2 separate regions of the Homo sapiens genome follow, and region 1 is linked to region 2. Evidence: chromatin loops called from intact Hi-C (ENCODE). Cell type or tissue: Panc1. All regions are shown on one strand. Region 1 overlaps FBXL14 (F-box and leucine rich repeat protein 14). Region 2 overlaps ERC1 (ELKS/RAB6-interacting/CAST family member 1).

The links. Hi-C counts contacts between places; a loop is a spot of excess contacts. Peaks named below come from ENCODE experiments on the same cell type or tissue, not always from the same donor. Only the 100,000 strongest peaks of a DNase experiment are listed, where the experiment ranks them.
Region 1: a loop joins it to region 2, with 2.5 times the contacts of the local background. A loop is called at or near these places in 7 of 110 quality-filtered maps.

Annotation. Positions count from the first base shown.
Region 1 is chr12:1,570,107-1,578,106 of GRCh38, forward strand. All of the region lies in intron 1 of FBXL14 (F-box and leucine rich repeat protein 14), which reads right to left. Among named protein-coding and RNA genes, the nearest start is that of FBXL14, 20 kb to the right of the region's middle. In Panc1, no CTCF peak of the experiment used is centred here; no DNase peak of the experiment used is centred here; H3K4me3 peaks cover 2,033 bases; H3K27ac peaks cover 5,208 bases.
Region 2 is chr12:1,394,596-1,402,595 of GRCh38, forward strand. All of the region lies in intron 16 of ERC1 (ELKS/RAB6-interacting/CAST family member 1), which reads left to right. Among named protein-coding and RNA genes, the nearest start is that of LINC00942, 100 kb to the right of the region's middle. In Panc1, no CTCF peak of the experiment used is centred here; a DNase peak (open chromatin) is centred at 4,276.

The DNA of each region.
Region 1 (8,000 bases), 180 kb after region 2:
TCCACACTAGACCTGTTGTCCTAGTTTGTGTTCCTCCAGAAGCCCACCCTGAAGCAGTGACTCAAAGGCCAGTAGATTACTTGTGACATGAGGAGCTACTGATCAGAGAGTGGGAAAGTGAGACAAGGAAGGGAAGACAGCCAATCAAGAGTGGGTTATCACACCGGTGATGGACGTGGCCACTGGGGCCAAACCTGCTGGGGAAGTCAGCCGGGGTACAACATGTGTCCTTATACAACGGCTCCTGCCTGTCCCTGGTTGAGGGCTGTCACAGGGAGCACTCATCTCTGGCATCTCCTTCCTACCGGGGTGGGCAAGAGGGCTCCGCAAAAAAAGTGCAGGAGCTGGTGGTCAGAAGGTGGGGTCTCGTGCCTGAAGGGTGAAGGTGGGAAATGTGGGTGGGCATGGCTGTGTGCTCTGCCTGGAATACCTGCCTGCTGAGCTGACGCTGATTTCACGCCGTGGGGTTCCCTGTAGGCTCTCCTGGGTCTGATGGTGAGTAGAATGTCTAGCATTTTGTCTGGTTTTGCAAGTGAAAAAAGTGAGGCAGGGGAAGGGCAGTCAAGTTAAGGACTAAGTGAGCAAAGCAGAACGGAACCCAAGTGTCTCGATCACTTTTGCCCATCTTAGTCAGAACATACACTGAATAGTCAATGAATGAATCTTTGATGACGTGACCATCGAGACCAAGCGGTAGTAATTCTCCTCGGCCTCTCTTGATCTTTTTCCCTTTGGTGGTCCTCCCAGGTGGTGTGGTCATGATGGGAGGAGCAGTGATGGTGTAGACCAAGCTGCCTAGTGTCGCCATGTAATGCAGCTCCATCTACCCTTGTCTGCTGCTCCTCCAGATGAGCGGTTGCTGCAGGACAGTGGTAGGTTAAATAGGCCATTATTGTCCATAGTCCTTTCTCTGTGTGGCATGTGTTTATCACTAATAATCGGTCATTGCTATGACTGCCTGATTGCATGGTCCTTCAGCCACTATTTTAGAATCTTGTATATATCTTATACTTTATACATATACTCATGTATCAAAAGCATGCTATTGCATGGCAGTAGGTGTAAAACAGTTTCTTTTTTCTGGTGGGGTTTTTTTTGTTTGTTTGTTTTGTTTTTTTGAGACAGAGTTTTTGCTCTTGTTGGCCAGGCTGGAGTGCAATGGCATGATCTCAGCTCACTGCAACCTCTGCCTCCCAGGTTCAAGCGATTCTCCTGCCTCAGCCTCTCGAGTGGCTGGGATTACAGGCATGCGCCACCACACCCGGCTAATTTTGTATTTTTAGTAGAGACGGGGTTTCTCCATGTTGGTCAGGCTGGTCTCGAACTCCTGACCTCAGGTGATCCGCCTGCCTCAGCCTCCCAAAGTGCTGGGATTACAGGAGTGAGCCACCGCGCCCAGCCAGTGTAAAACACTACTTTCTTAGTTAGCAGAGCTTAAGCAACACAGCTCATCAGTTTCATAAACAGAGATAGTGCTTTTGAAAAAGAGACTTGAAATATCCAAATCATACATGTTTTTTATTTGACTTTAAAATGATTACCTTGGGACGGGGACACAGCAGTTATCAAAGAGCGACTTTTTAACAGATGCTGGGGTTTTCCTAGATTTCTCACCAGCAAGGTTACTGCAAGATTGTCCCTATCCCATTTGAAGTCACTACTAATAGCTCAGTCTGTCTTCCTCAAGTAAGAATCAGCTAAGCCTAATGTACTGAGTGTATCAACTCCAGATCTTCCCATCTCCTTGTTCCTCAAATATTGATTGAACACCTACTCTATACCCAGCACTTTCCTGGGTGCAGGGAGTACCAGAATGAAGACAGTTCTGTGCTCTAGTCCCTGGAGACCTCACCACCCATAGCCTGTTATTTCTATGAAGTGTTAAGTTCCTTAACTACAAATTCCCACCAAGGGAATTAGGAGGCTTCACCACCAAGGATGGGGAGGGATGACTGAAACTATGAGAAACAAGAGAAGTGGCAGTCACGTTTACGTGGGGGAGTCAGGAAAGGCTTTGGGGGCAGTGAAAAAAAAAGTAGGATTTACATGCAGATAGGCAAGGATAGAGCATTTTAGGTGACAGTATGACAATCCATGCAAGCTAGTGTTGACAGAGGGAACTTTTTAAATAACTTTATGAGGTATAATTTATGTACAACAAACTGCACTCAAAGTGCACGATACGGTGTGTTTTGACAGATGCATAACCCCATGAAACCAGCACCACAGTCACAATACAGGACACTTCTTGGCTCCCAAGAGTTTCCTACTGTACGTTTGCAACTGGATGCAGGGTATGTTTTAGTGCAGATAATGTGCCCCTTTCAACACAAGAACATTTTGATTTGGCTTTTTTTGTTACCAAGTAAGATGCACCAGGCACCCTGATCTTTAGGTCTGAGTCCATATGCTAGTAGACCCAGGTCCAGGGGGCCCGCCCCATTCCCAGAGAGGCCGTGGTCTATCATTGGAGAAATCGTGACTGCAGAGGTTCAGTCCTGACGCACATACAGGTCGGGGAAGCGGGGGGGCAGTGGAGAGGAAGGCAGGGCCAGGTTATCGAGGATCCCGGACAGCGTGCAGCAGAATTTAGATTTTAACCTATTGGCAAGAAGGAGCCCACTGGAGATTGTGACCGGGAAGTGATAGAATCAGATTTGTACATTAGAAAAATCACTCCTGGGACCTGGGTCAAAATGGTCAAAATGAGAAGTGATGAGGACTGACTTAGGGCAGTGGCGGTGGAGGGGGGATGGAGAGGAAATAATGCGGTCAGAATCCAGAAGGCGGAATCAACAGAGCTGGGACAATCCTTTGGGCACAGGATGTAATAAGAGAGAGAAGAGTTATTCATAACTTCCAGGCTGATTGTGTGGTCAGCCAGGCAGTGCCTTTTATGGAGGCCGTAAATCTGGGTAGGTAGAGTGATTTAGGAGGAAATATGTTTAATTTTGGGCTCCTATGTCTGTGGGATACACTAGTAAGAGATGTCTAATAGTTGGGTCTGTGGGTCCAGGGGTCTGGGCTGAATATTTGAGGGTCTTTAGCATTTGAGTGACACTTCACCTAAGAAAACTGACTCAGAGCCTTCCAGAGTGCAAGGCGCTGTGCTAGAAATGCAAAGGTAAATGCCAGTACTGTCTGGGAGGCATTCTCTGACCCCTAGACCAGGTCAGGGCCTCCTGATTTGGGTTACGTTAGTATCTGGTGTTACATTTTTTGTCTGTCTTCTCCACAATACTGTAAGCTTTGTTAGGCTGGAACTAAGGTCTGTTCTTTGCTGTATCCTCAGCCCCTATCACAGGACAGGGTGCCTCGTAGAAGCTCAGCACATACGTTCAACCTTGTCAGCTGAATGCCACCCCAGCCACGCACGACTAGGGGGTCCTTCTAGGGACAGCAGTGATGTAAAGAGGATGTAACATTGCGGGGCCAGAAGTGCCGATACCGGAGGCTCAGGCAGCTGAGGGGCACAGAGATAGCAATGGGAGGCTGCACAGTGTTCATTCAAGCCAGGACTTAAAGGGTGAGGAAGAGTTCTCCAGTCAAACAGAGAGGGAAGAACATTCTATGTCCATGGGTACAACATACATAAGTGCACAGAAGAGTGAAATGAGGCCGGGCCTGGTGGCTCACACCTGTAATCCCAACACTTTGGGAGGCCAAGGCGGGCGGATCACCTGAGGTCAAGAGTTTGAGACCAGCCTGACCAACATGGAGAAACCTTGTCTCTACTACAAATAACACAATTAGCTGGGCGTGGTGGCGCATGCCTGTAATCCCAGCTACTCAGGAAGCTGAGGCAGGAGAATCGCTTGAACCTGGGAGGTGGAGGTTTTGGTGAGCTGAGATCGCACCATTGCACTCCAGCCTGGGCAACAAGAGCGAAACTCCGTCTCAAAAAAAAGAAAAAAAAAAAAAAGAGTGAAATGGTTGTGTGTGACCAGAATAAGAGGCTGCGATTCAGGAGGATGAGAACTGGCAGGAGATGTAGCTTGGGGTGTAATTGGGACCACTGTAATGGGGTTAGGACTTTGTTCTTTATGAAACAGGAAGTGAGTGGAGACTTTGAAACAAGATAGTCATACGATCCTATGACATTTTTAGGATGAAATCTCTGGGGATAGAATACAGAGATGATGAAACCTGCCCCCTGAAAAATGCAGTTTTCGCCAGCGCCCCAGTGATTCTCCTGTGGGTCATCCAGAGAGCTTACCTGGAGGAACAGCCATGTGGGTGGAGGCTGGGGTGAGAGGAGGCTGGTGGCAGCGGTGTGGATGGAGGCTGGGGTGGGGGAGGCTGGCGGCAGTGGTGTGGGTGGAGCCTGGGGTGAGGGGAGGCTGGTGGCAGCCGTGTGGGTGGAGGCTGGGGTGAGGGGAGGCTGGCAGCAGCGGTGTGGATGGAGGCTGGGGTGGGGGAGGCTGGCAGCAGTGGAGGCACCTCGGGAGGCAGGGACAAGGATAGCAACTGAGTGCTGGTAAAGGCCACCCTGCTAAGTAGCCAGAAAGTTTGCAGAACCTTCTTTTGAGGGATCTGAAGTTCAAGTTCTCAAATGCTCCAGATCCTCAGTGTTCAAGAACCTCAGGAAGCTTCGCAGTCCTGCCTCGTGCCTGCTTGAACAGCTGGATGTGGGCAGGAGGCTGTGGGAGCGGGCCATGCCAGCAGAATCCCGCCTTACTCTGGGGACTTACTCTTGTCACAGCCCCTGGTGTCCTGAGGGTCATTTCAGTGTCATGTGAGTATTACTGTGGCTATTGGAAAGGATTTGGTACGAGTTTATTTGAGAAGTTAGGAGCTTTTTTTAAAAAAAAAAATTATCTTTGATAAATTTAGTAGAATATTTTGAAAGTACTTTTTGGACAGTAATGAATGAACAAATTGCTCCTGAACTAGAAGGAGGGATCTAAACACATCATCTAAGTACAACAGTATGTCTGAAAAATATCTCTGCTTGTCTTTTATTTGCCCTTTAAAGTCTGTGCAAACAAATGTGAACAGCCTCAGGACTCTAAGAATAATATTTTTCTATGGATGTGTATGGACAGATAAACAAAACCCCAAGGGAGAAAAAACTTCTATTTAAATAAAAATAAAGATCCCCTACAGCTCCATCCTCCTTTGCTCACTGGGTTTGCTGTATTTCATTTTGAGATAAAAGTAGTTTGGATGATTAACAGTTGAACAAAAAGAAAGTATTTGTGTCTGTCTAAATCTATCTCTATCAATGTAATCTATCTTATTTCTCTAATCTTATCTATCTGTCTTATCTATCGACCTAACTGTCCATCTGGTTTTGAATATTCCGTATTCCAGCCATAAGTAGTAGATCTTTTGCATCCCTGGGGTTAATGGTTCCTTGAGCAGACACTGACACTGTGCCGTTCGGGATCCCGTGGGGAAAACACCCTCTTCCTCACTGGTCAGTGATACCCTGTGCTCACAGCTCTACTCCCCCTCGGAATCTCCTGTCTGAAGCCCCTGTAGGACTCTGGGATCCTCCGAATCGGCCCTCTCCAGCTCCAAGCACACTGGGATCCTTGCCGCAGGAGGTTGCTGTTGGCTTCTGCCCATGCTGTGGGTCAGGATCTGCAGCCAACAGGCGTGGGAGCTTAGGAAGGCACCTGGTGGTTTCTCGGTAGGAAAATAGTGTGGAGTGTGTGCAATCATGTTTGAGGAAGCGTCATGAGAGGGTCACTGTCTCTGTGGTAGTGTCCTTAGGGAACCGTCTTTGCCTGGATCCTGGGGTCAGGTTTGGCATGAACTCTGAACTTCCTCCCTCCGCAGGATCTTCAGTAGAAAGGTCCTGTCCTGAGGAAATGCTCAGAGGCACTTCTCTTGCTGAGGAAGCCTGCCTGGATGTGTGTTTTTGTCCTCATGGAGATGCACATGACAAATTGTGTGCAATGCCTCAGCACAGCCCAACAGGTTTTTTCTGTTTACACTTAACTAGCCTACGACAGCGGGAGGAAACCTTAAATATTTCCTTTTCTTCCCACAAACGCTTTATCTAATAAAACAAAATTACTGCAGATGAAGCAGGGAGTGATTTAAATCGTCATTTAAATCAAGGACCTGATTTGGTTTGGCCTCCCTGGGGGACCTTTTAGCTTGTGCTATGCTGATAACGTCTCTACAGACTAAACCGACCAGAGCAGAAGGCAGGGTGGCAGTGCCCGTGGTGGGGTGGACAGCGTGGGGGCCGGCAGTGTCAGTCACTGAGTGCTGGGTTGGCCCCTCACTCCTCCATATTTCTGTACCAGTAAAATAGGTTGAAACTGACATCGAGGGCAGCTTCAAGAAGGTGGGGAGAGACCACGAGGGCAGTAATGCAGAGGCTGTCACCCTCTGGAGCTACTGCTCGGGGACTGAGAAGGAATTCAGTCTTGAATACATGTTAACCTCAGTTCCCGCTCCTTATCTGGACTGGCTGGCTCCCTTCTGCGCCAAGAATCTGAAGCCCAGCTCTGTAAAGCAGCAATTCCCAACTATTTTCCCCCTAAAATACACGAGACGCACTCCCATGGGGCCTATCTAGATTGCAGGCTGCGGCACAGATAAATCAGGCTGTGGGTTGGGCGCAGTTCCCAGTAAAACCCCACTTCTTTCTCTCCCACTCAAGAAAGCAGACCTCCATACGCGTAAGTGGGAGATGGTGCTCTGTCGCCCCAGCCCTTGGCGGGGGACTCGGCCTGTAAAAGCTGCCAAATAAATATTTACTAAGTGAAAGATAGCCCTGAATCCACACTAATTTGTATTTTTTTAAAGTCATTCATAAACTTTAGCATTTTAACTATTAGTTAGTAATTAATCCCAATAAACCGGCAGGATTTTGTGATTGTGAAACTGCTGCAATGCGTTGGTCAGCAGGAATATTTGTTAGCATTTTTATGGGCTCTTAAAGTCGTCTTAGCTGTGTTACTGATAAAGCCAGCCACAGGCTTTATCAGTCCTGCCGTTGGCTGTCAGCGCTGCCTGGATAAACTCCTCATCCTTCCCGGGAAGAAACTTCTAGCAATGCTTAAGCAGGAGGCCAGGGAAGAGAGAATCTTGATACTGCCTGCTCACCATAGGCCCTCTGGGGGCCTGCCCTGTGTGGACAGATGCTTCATTTCATGATCGTATACAAATCGAGAGCAAGAGTCTCCTAGCCGCGCTGAGCGTGGGGCACTTGCCACCTCACTGCTGTTGGAACTCTGGAGTTGGGGCCAAAGGATGTAGCCCCTCCTCGGGGGAGGGCAGTGGGGTCAGGTGAAGATTCAAGAGCTCCTCTTTGCCTTGTCATCTAGTTGTCCTATTCTGGAGGAATTTTAAATAAGGATTTAAAAAAAAAAAAGGACTTATGTATTATTTTAAAGAGCAGCCTTGAATAGGCAGGCATATTTTAGTAAAAATAATTTTTTAACCCTGCGGTGTGAAGACTGCCAGTCAAATACAGTGATGGTCATTATCACTCACCTGCCCCCGCCCCCAGGCTGGAGGAAACAGAGTGCAGAGTTAGAATGCTTCTGGAGCATTCATGGCTGCCGGGAGATGCCCGAGAGGACGTTGAGGGCAGGGCAGGGTGAGCAGGGAGCTAGCTCACCTTAGGAGTGCAGAGACCATCCCAAGCAGGGTCTGCAGACACTGACTTCAGGTGACCAGGCATGGAGATGGCAGGTGAAACAGGTAAGTATGCCCCAAAAATGATGGGAAAGAGTGAACTGGGATCACTTAGAAATCGGAAGCAATACAACAAAGGCTAAACATATTTGAGTAGGAGTTCAGGGTAGACACGCTCTTGGATATCAAGAGCATAAACAGAGGAGCTAACAAAAACACTGCAGAGAAGCTCCATCGCCCCCTGTAGTTACCCCACCTAGCGTGGCTGGGAGAAGCTGATACTTCTTTTCTCCGTGGATTCAGGGGCATTTCCCACCTATTTTAGGTATGCCAGTTTGACACAATGAACTTTAGACGTAACATTTCATAACTGCGATATAATTTCCTTCTGTTTTTAGGCC
Region 2 (8,000 bases):
TTCTCATGATAGTGAGTGAGTTCTCTTGAGATCTGATGGTTTAAAAGTGTGCGATACTTCCCCCCTCACCTGTGCTCTCACTCTCTCCTGCCACCATGTAGAAAAGGTGCTTGCTTCCCTTTCACCTTCCGCCATGATTGTAAGTTTCCTGAGGCCTTCCAGTCATGTTTCCTGTGAAGCCTGAGGGACTGAGTCAATTGAACCAATTTTCTTCATAAATTTACCCAGTCTCGGGTAGTTCTTTACAGCAGTGTGAGAGCAGACTAATACACTCAGCCACTCAGATAACCTAAATTACAGACAAACTGTGGTAAATGTTCTTGGATCCTGGCCATTGTTCACTGATTTTTAGAATAACAGAATGCACTTGCCTGCATTTTCTTCTTTTCTTTAGATATGGTGTTGAGTCTCACTGAATCCAGCTAATAATTCCCTTTAAACATTCTGTTCTTTGAGAACAGATACAGCTGGGAGAAATGATCCTATGACATTAAAACTAGAATTGGATTGCATTAGGTTTATTGCAAGGATGTGAGATCTGTACTCCAAAGTGGGGCAGTGACCAGGAGCAAAGGCTCAACCACTCTTTGTTTTTGAACAGTTTCATTTTAGGTACTGCACTGGGCCATTATAGGCAAATTGGCCCAAAAGGTATTTCACTCCTGGAACTTAAGTTCATGACCAACTTTTAGGAATGGCTTTTTAGATCTGACTGTTACTTTTTCACCAGAATGTACCATAATTATATACCATGGCCTTGCCAGAAAACAGGAAATCTTTCAAAAATTAGGAGTGGAATAGAAATTTTGTAGTTTTTTTTTTTTTTTCAGTTTTAAAATGTTGAATGTGTTTTTATCCTTGTGTTAATATATGTTTGAAGAGAGAAAATATAGGCTGCTCTTCTCCAGAGTTCGAAGTTAAAGTCTGCACAGCATATGGGAAAGTGCTAAATATACATGGTAATTGGAATTAACCATTAAGATGAACATACTCATTCTGGCAGCTAAGAAGGGATATCTTCAGCTCAGGGAAAACTATAAGCTATGTTTGTAAGTCCACCCAGCTGGGTTATGTGTCTGGGTTATAGAAGCCAGGAATCCCATGCAAGCGTTTCTAAGGATTACAAAAACGGTCATGATGAGATGGAAGAGAACAGTTTCTTAAGAACGAGCAGATAGACCAAAAAAAATTTTTTTTATTTGCTTTCTACCAAGAGGGGGAAAAAAGTAGTTTTCATGGGAAATATGTTGAAAGAACAGATGTCTTGTGAGCTTAATTCCATAAATGGTGATGTGCCCAAGAATACCCTGAGATAAGAAGAAAAACTACATGGAGTCTTAAAAAAAAAAATCACTGAGTCCTAAAGTAAATAAGTGAATATCCATAATCAACAATTTTCCTTTTCATATTAAATCTATTTGCGTGGAAGGAAATGAAGGAGAAAACTTTATAAATATGTGTAAACTGGAGTCCCTGGATTCTAGAGTTCTTTTGTGAAACTAGTGTAAGGAACAGAAATTGTCTTTTTATCTGAGAAAAAACTGTGCTAGTTGAGATGTCTATTTTCTTTGCTTTTGACTGAGATAACTCACTGTGGTAACACTGGGTTTTAAATTCTGATTGGTAACTATATATCTATTTTTGTTTAATACAAAGAGGAAAATGAATTATTTAATAAAGGAATTTTTATAGAAAAAGCATTCAAAATGTTAGACTCATTGCCAAAAAATATATGTCGTCCTTAATCGTAGGAAAGGTGGGAGCTACAAACCTATCATTTTTTTGCACCAATCATGGAAAATTGATTCTTGAATTCAACAAACATATAAAGGATTTTATCTAAGCTGGCAATTTTACTAGGTACTGAGTTGATAGAAAGATGAATGAGACTCTGTCGCAGCCCTCATAAACTCAAATCTATTGGAAGAAAAGATATGTAAACAGATGATTAGAATCTGTTTCAGATAGCGCGGAAAGCCTTTTGTTCCAAACCTCAAGAAGCTGCATAAGCTTTTACCACCTCTAAAAATTTGTCATGTGTGGTTGAGCTCATGTGAGAGAATGGTGTCAGAATCAAAGAGGGGGCTGAAAGATAAAGATGAGGTGTGTGAGCCTATGCAGCAGCTGCCCAGGGGCTAGCAGACGTAGTTATGACTAGAAGGACTTGGGTTTACAAAATGCCTATACAGAGAATGGAGGTGAGGCATTGAGCTCACAAGAGGTGGGGAGTTGGAACCGAACCTCTGCTGAAGATGGGTCCATTAGAGGCTCGCTGTGCAGAAAAGCAAGACTCGTTCAGTCAAACGCCTACCAGTGACAGATGACAAAGAAGCTTTTCTCTGCCCTGACTCTGGGAAGGAGCCCAGAGTCAGCTCTAAGAAACCAAAGTTATCAAGCCTGTACCTTCCCCAGGTTTAGACTAAAAATTTATGTCACTACTTGTCTGGGAAGTTCCTACCTGAAGATCACAAAGAAAGAAATGTACATGGTCCTTACCCATTCATAGTAAGATAATGGCAAGCTGAGGTGCTTTGTGACCAAAATCGAGAATTTAACAACACACTCAATTAAGCAGGCTGTGCACATTGGGAACTCTGATACTCTCCTGGTGGGAATGCAAAATGTAGACCTCTTATAGAGGCAGTTTGGCAATATGTAGTAACATTGCTTATCTGTGCGTTGACTTTGTGACCCAGAAGCTTTACTTCTAGAAATTGGTCCCACAGACACATCTTCAAAAATACAAAATAACATATACACAAGGAAATTCATTGCTATAATATTTATAATAGCAACAGATTCAAAATAACCCAGTTGTGCCACAGTGGGATATTTGTTGTCAATTATAGTATATCCATCAGAGTGGAATACTGTGCAGCTGTAGAAAGGGATGAGAAAGATCTCTATTGATATGGAGCGATTCCCAGAACATACTGTTAAATGAAAAAGCAAGATGCAGAATAATGTATTTAACATATTACTTTTTATGTAAGAAAAGGGGGAACATGTGCAATTATATGAGTATATGATTGCTAATAATTGCAAGAAGAAACAATTGAAAGACAAATCAAAAATTTACCCAAAAAAGTTACCTCTAAAAAGGAGGGAACAGGATAGAGGAGACAGGGGTGGAAGCAAGCCTTCTGTGATTATACCTAGTTATATAGTTTTGACTCTAGAATCAAATGAATGTATTACATAATCAAAAATAAAATTAGATCTGAAAAAAGGAAAAAAGCAGTCCTTGAAATTTAAAAACAAACAGAAACAAATGAATCTAATTATATATTAAATTGTTGACATTCACATTGAGCAAATAATTATTTCAGCTAACTTTATAATACAGATTTTTCTCTGTACATCTCAGTAGGATAAACTCCAAGTAAAAGAACAAAAATGCGAAGTTTTTTTTAGTGGTCTCACTCTCTCCCAGGCTGGAGCGCAGGGGCACAGTCACCACTCACTGCAGCCTCAACCTCCCAGGCTCAATCGATCCTCCCACCTCAGCCTCCCAAGTAGCTGGGACTGCGGGCACATGCCACCGTGTCTGGCTAGTTTTTGTATTTTTTGTAGAGATGGGGTTTCACCATGTTGCCCAGGCTGGTCTCAAACTCCTGGGCTCAAGTGATCCTCCCTCCTCAGCCTCCCAAAGTGCTGGAATTGTAGACGTGAGCCACCGTGCCCAGCCCAAATAGATTTTAGAGTTCATCCTGAAGGCATATTGATAGTAATTGTATTGGTTTTGAATTTTAAAAGCATTATATTGTTAGAGAAAACAAATAACAAGTAATTATGTTATTGTTAGGAACCAAAATTTTTCAGCATAAGAGAAAAAAATATAAAGTATAAAATCAAAGTAGTTTAGTAAACCCAGTCTTCAAGACTGAGATCTGTAATCTTAAATCTGAATTTAAAACATTACTGTTAACCAATAATTTTCTCCCTTTTAAAAAAATATTTATTTCCTATCTCTGACTGAACCAGACTAGAAGAAATGATAAATAATAAACACCCCACAGCCGGATTGTGGTTTCCCACTTAGTCTGTGTATGGTATGCTGCTATAACAAAGTCGGTAGGTAGGTAGATTATAAAGAACAGAAATTTATTTTTTCACAGTTCTGGAACTGGGAAGTCTAAGATCAAGGCACCAGCAGGTTTGGTTGTCTGGTAAGGGCCGCTTTTGACTTTTAAGATGGTACCTTGTTGCTGTATCCTCCAGAGGGCAGGGACGCTTTGTCCTTGCACACATCTATTCATTTACTCATTTGTTTATGTAATGAGTTCCCTAGTAAACTTCAGTGCTGACAAATGAGTTTATTTTCTTTTCTCCTACTTTTTTTTTTTTTTTTTTTTTTTTTTTTTTGTTGAAACAAGGTCTCACTCTGTCAACCAGGCTGGAGAGCAATGGTGCGATCATGACCCAAGGCAGCCTTGACCTTCTGGGCTCAAGCAATCCTCCCACCTCAGCCTCCAAAGTACCTGGGACTACACACAGGCATGTGACATCATGCCCAGCAATTTTTTTTTATTTTTTTGTAGATACAGGGTCTGGTTATGTTGCCCAGGCTGGTCTCAAACTTATAGGCTCAAGCAGTCCTCCCACCTCAGCATTCCAAAGTGCTGGGATTACACGTGTGAGCCATCACGCCTGCCCTCTCTTAATATTTTTTAAGAGCAAAAGCATTATTTACTTACATGGCTGCACATTGGCTTATTTTATATACCTTTATTGAGATATGATTCACATCCCATGCAATTTACCCGTTTAAAATATGCCATTCCATATTGTTTAGTAAATCACAGAAATGTGTAACCATCACTACAATACCCTATTTTTTAAAGTATCTTTTTCTAGTATTATTTCAGTGTCATCGCTTTTTATATATTAAATACATTTTCACAAATTGAAAGCATTATTGATTTTGCTGCTCAAATTGTTAAATGTAGCCATTGTCCCTTTCCCCCAGGCCTGGCAACCACTGATCTACTTTCTCTATATATAGATTTGCCTATTCTGGAGATTTCATATAAGTGAAATAATATACTATGTTGCCTTTTGCAGGACTTCTTTAACTTGGCATCATGTTTTCAAGGTTCATTGATACTTGTAGCATGTATCAGTACTTCATTCCTTTTTATGGCTAATAGCTCATTATATGGATATGCCAGATTTTATGTATCCATTCATAAGTTGTTGGATATTTGGGTTGTTCCTCTTTTTTGACTATAATAAATAATGATGCCGTGAACATTTGTGGGTGCTTTTTTGCATGGAAACACGTTTTCAGTTATCTTGAGTATATACCTAGGATTGGAATTGCTAAGTCATATGGTAATTGTATGTTTGCCATTTTAAGGAACTACCAAAATGTTTTGCAAAGAGACCTTACCACTCTACAATCCCACCAGCAATATATGACCGTCCCTACACATTCTCACCAACACTTGTTATTGACTTTTAATAGCCACCCTGGTGGATGTGATGTGGTATCTCATTATGGGGTTTTGTTTGTTTTGTTTTATATTGTATTGCTTCTCCGTTGTTCCTGTAGATCACTGTGGCTTTGATACGCATTTCCCTATTGGTGTTGCACATCTTTTCTTGTGCTTACTGCCTATTTGTGAATCTTCTTTGTTGATTGAAAAGATTCAAATCCCTTGCTCATTTTTAATTGGGGTATTTGTATTTTTATTATTGAGTTGTAAGAGTTCTAGACACAAGTCCTTTATCATATATATGATTTATAAATATGTTCTCCCATCCTGTCGTTCTCTTTTCACTTTCTTGTTGATACTGTTTACAGCATAAAATTTTATAAATTTTGATGTGCTCCGATTTATTTTTTTTTCTTTTGCCGCTTTCGCTCTTTGGGTATATTATCCAAGAAATCACTGCCTAACCCAGGCCTCAAAGATTTACTCTTATGTTTTGTTCTAAGAGTTTTATAGTTTTAGCTCTTCCATTTAGCTCTTTGGCCCATTTTGAGTTTATTCTTTTATATGTTCTGAGACTGAGACTTAATGAGTTTGACATCATTTTCTTTGCATGTCTATTTCTATTTGTCCCACACCATGGGATGAAAAGAGTATTCTTTCTCCATTAGATTGTCTTGGTACCCTTACTGGAAATCAGTTGACCATAAAAAAATGATGATTTGTTTCTGGACTCTCAATTTTGTTTCATTGATTTCTTTGTCCATCTTTATGCTGATAACACACTGTAGGTAAACCTACTATTTACTGTAGGATCTGAAATCAGAAAGTATGAGTCTTCCTAACTTTATTCTTCTCATTCAATATTGTTTTGGCTATTTTTGTATTTTTTTTTTTTTTTTTTTTTTTTTTTTTTTTTTTTTGTGACGGAGTCTTGCTCTATCGCCCAGGCTGGAGTGCAGTGGCGTGATCTGGGCTCACTGCAAGCTCCACCTCCCGGGTTCACGCCATTCTCCTGCCTCAGCCTCCCGAGTAGCTGGGACTACAGACGCCCACCGCTGCGCCCGGCTAATTTTTTGTATTTTTAGTAGAGACGGGGTTTCACGTGTTAGCCAGGATGGTCTCCATCTCCTGACCTTGTGATCCGCCCGTCTCAGCCTTCCAAAGTGCTGGGATTACAGGCGTGAGCCACCGCGCCCAGCCCTATTTTTGTATTTTTTAAAACACCATGTGAATTTACAGTTCTCTCAAAAATTGAAGAAGCAGTAATAGAAGTAGCACTAATAGTAGCAGTAGTCATAGTAGTAGAAGAAGAAATGCTGTAGCAAATAAAGGGGAGGGAGGATAAAGGAAGCAGGTAGAGCAGTAGAATCGTTTCTGAAGGAGGACATGGATGTATGGGTTTTTTCTGTTCTTTCCTCTGGTGTATGTTTGGAAATTCTCCATATAAAATATAATTATTTTAGTTTTAAAAGGAGAACAGGCTCTGAAGCTAGACTGTTTGTATTAGAGCTCTAGCCCTGTGACTTATTCATCATATGAATGTCGCTAAGTTATTTAGGCTCTCTGTACCTCAATAAAATTGACATGCAAATTGTACCAACTTCATATTGTTGCTATGAGGATTAAATTACCTAAAGCTCTCAGAATACTTGGCACTTAGTAAGTATTCAGTAAATGTTGGCTTGGAAATTGACTATTTTTGAAGGGAGGGCGGTAAAAAAAAAAAAAAAAAAGAGTATTTTTAAAAGTACACGTAGATTTACCAAATAATCAATAAATCTAGTTATTCAATTAAAAACTTAGTGGCAAGTTAACGTATATGAAAGGAGAATTAATGAACTTGAAGATTCTGCCGAAATTATCCAAAATGCAGTGCAGAAGGATAAAACAAAATTGAAAATATCAAAGAGAGATTAGGAGACATGGAAAACAGACTGAGAAGGTACATTCATCTGATAGGAGTTTTGAGAAAGACCATAGGGGAAATTCAGAAGGACCAATATTGCAAAATAGGAAAGTATACATTTAAAAAACTGGAAATTACAGATTTTGCAAATTAGAAAATAAGGAAATTGCAAATATTGTAAAAAAGAGAAATTGCAAAATATTTAGAACAGGGAAAAACACTTTATATCAAAATTTGTGAGATGCTGCTAAAGCAGTTCTTGGAGGAAAATTTATACTCTTAACACATATATAAAATTGAAAATGAAAAGGCTGGGCACGGTGGCTCACGCCGTAATCCCAGCACTTTGGGAGGCCAAGGCAGGTGGATCACTTGAGGTCAGGAGTTCAAAACCAGCCTGGCCAACATGATGAAACCCCGTCTCTACTAAAAATACAAAAGTTAGCTGGGCATGGTGGCGGGCATCTGTAATCTCAGCTACTCAGGAGGCTGAGAAAGGAGAATCGCTTGAACCCGGAGGTTGTAGTGAGCCGAGATCACACCACTGCACTCCAGCCTGGGTGACAGAGAGAGAGACTGTCTCAAAAAAAAGAAAGAGAAAGAAAAAAAGAAAGAACAGTAATGAGCTAAGCATCCAAATCAAGAAATAGAAAAAG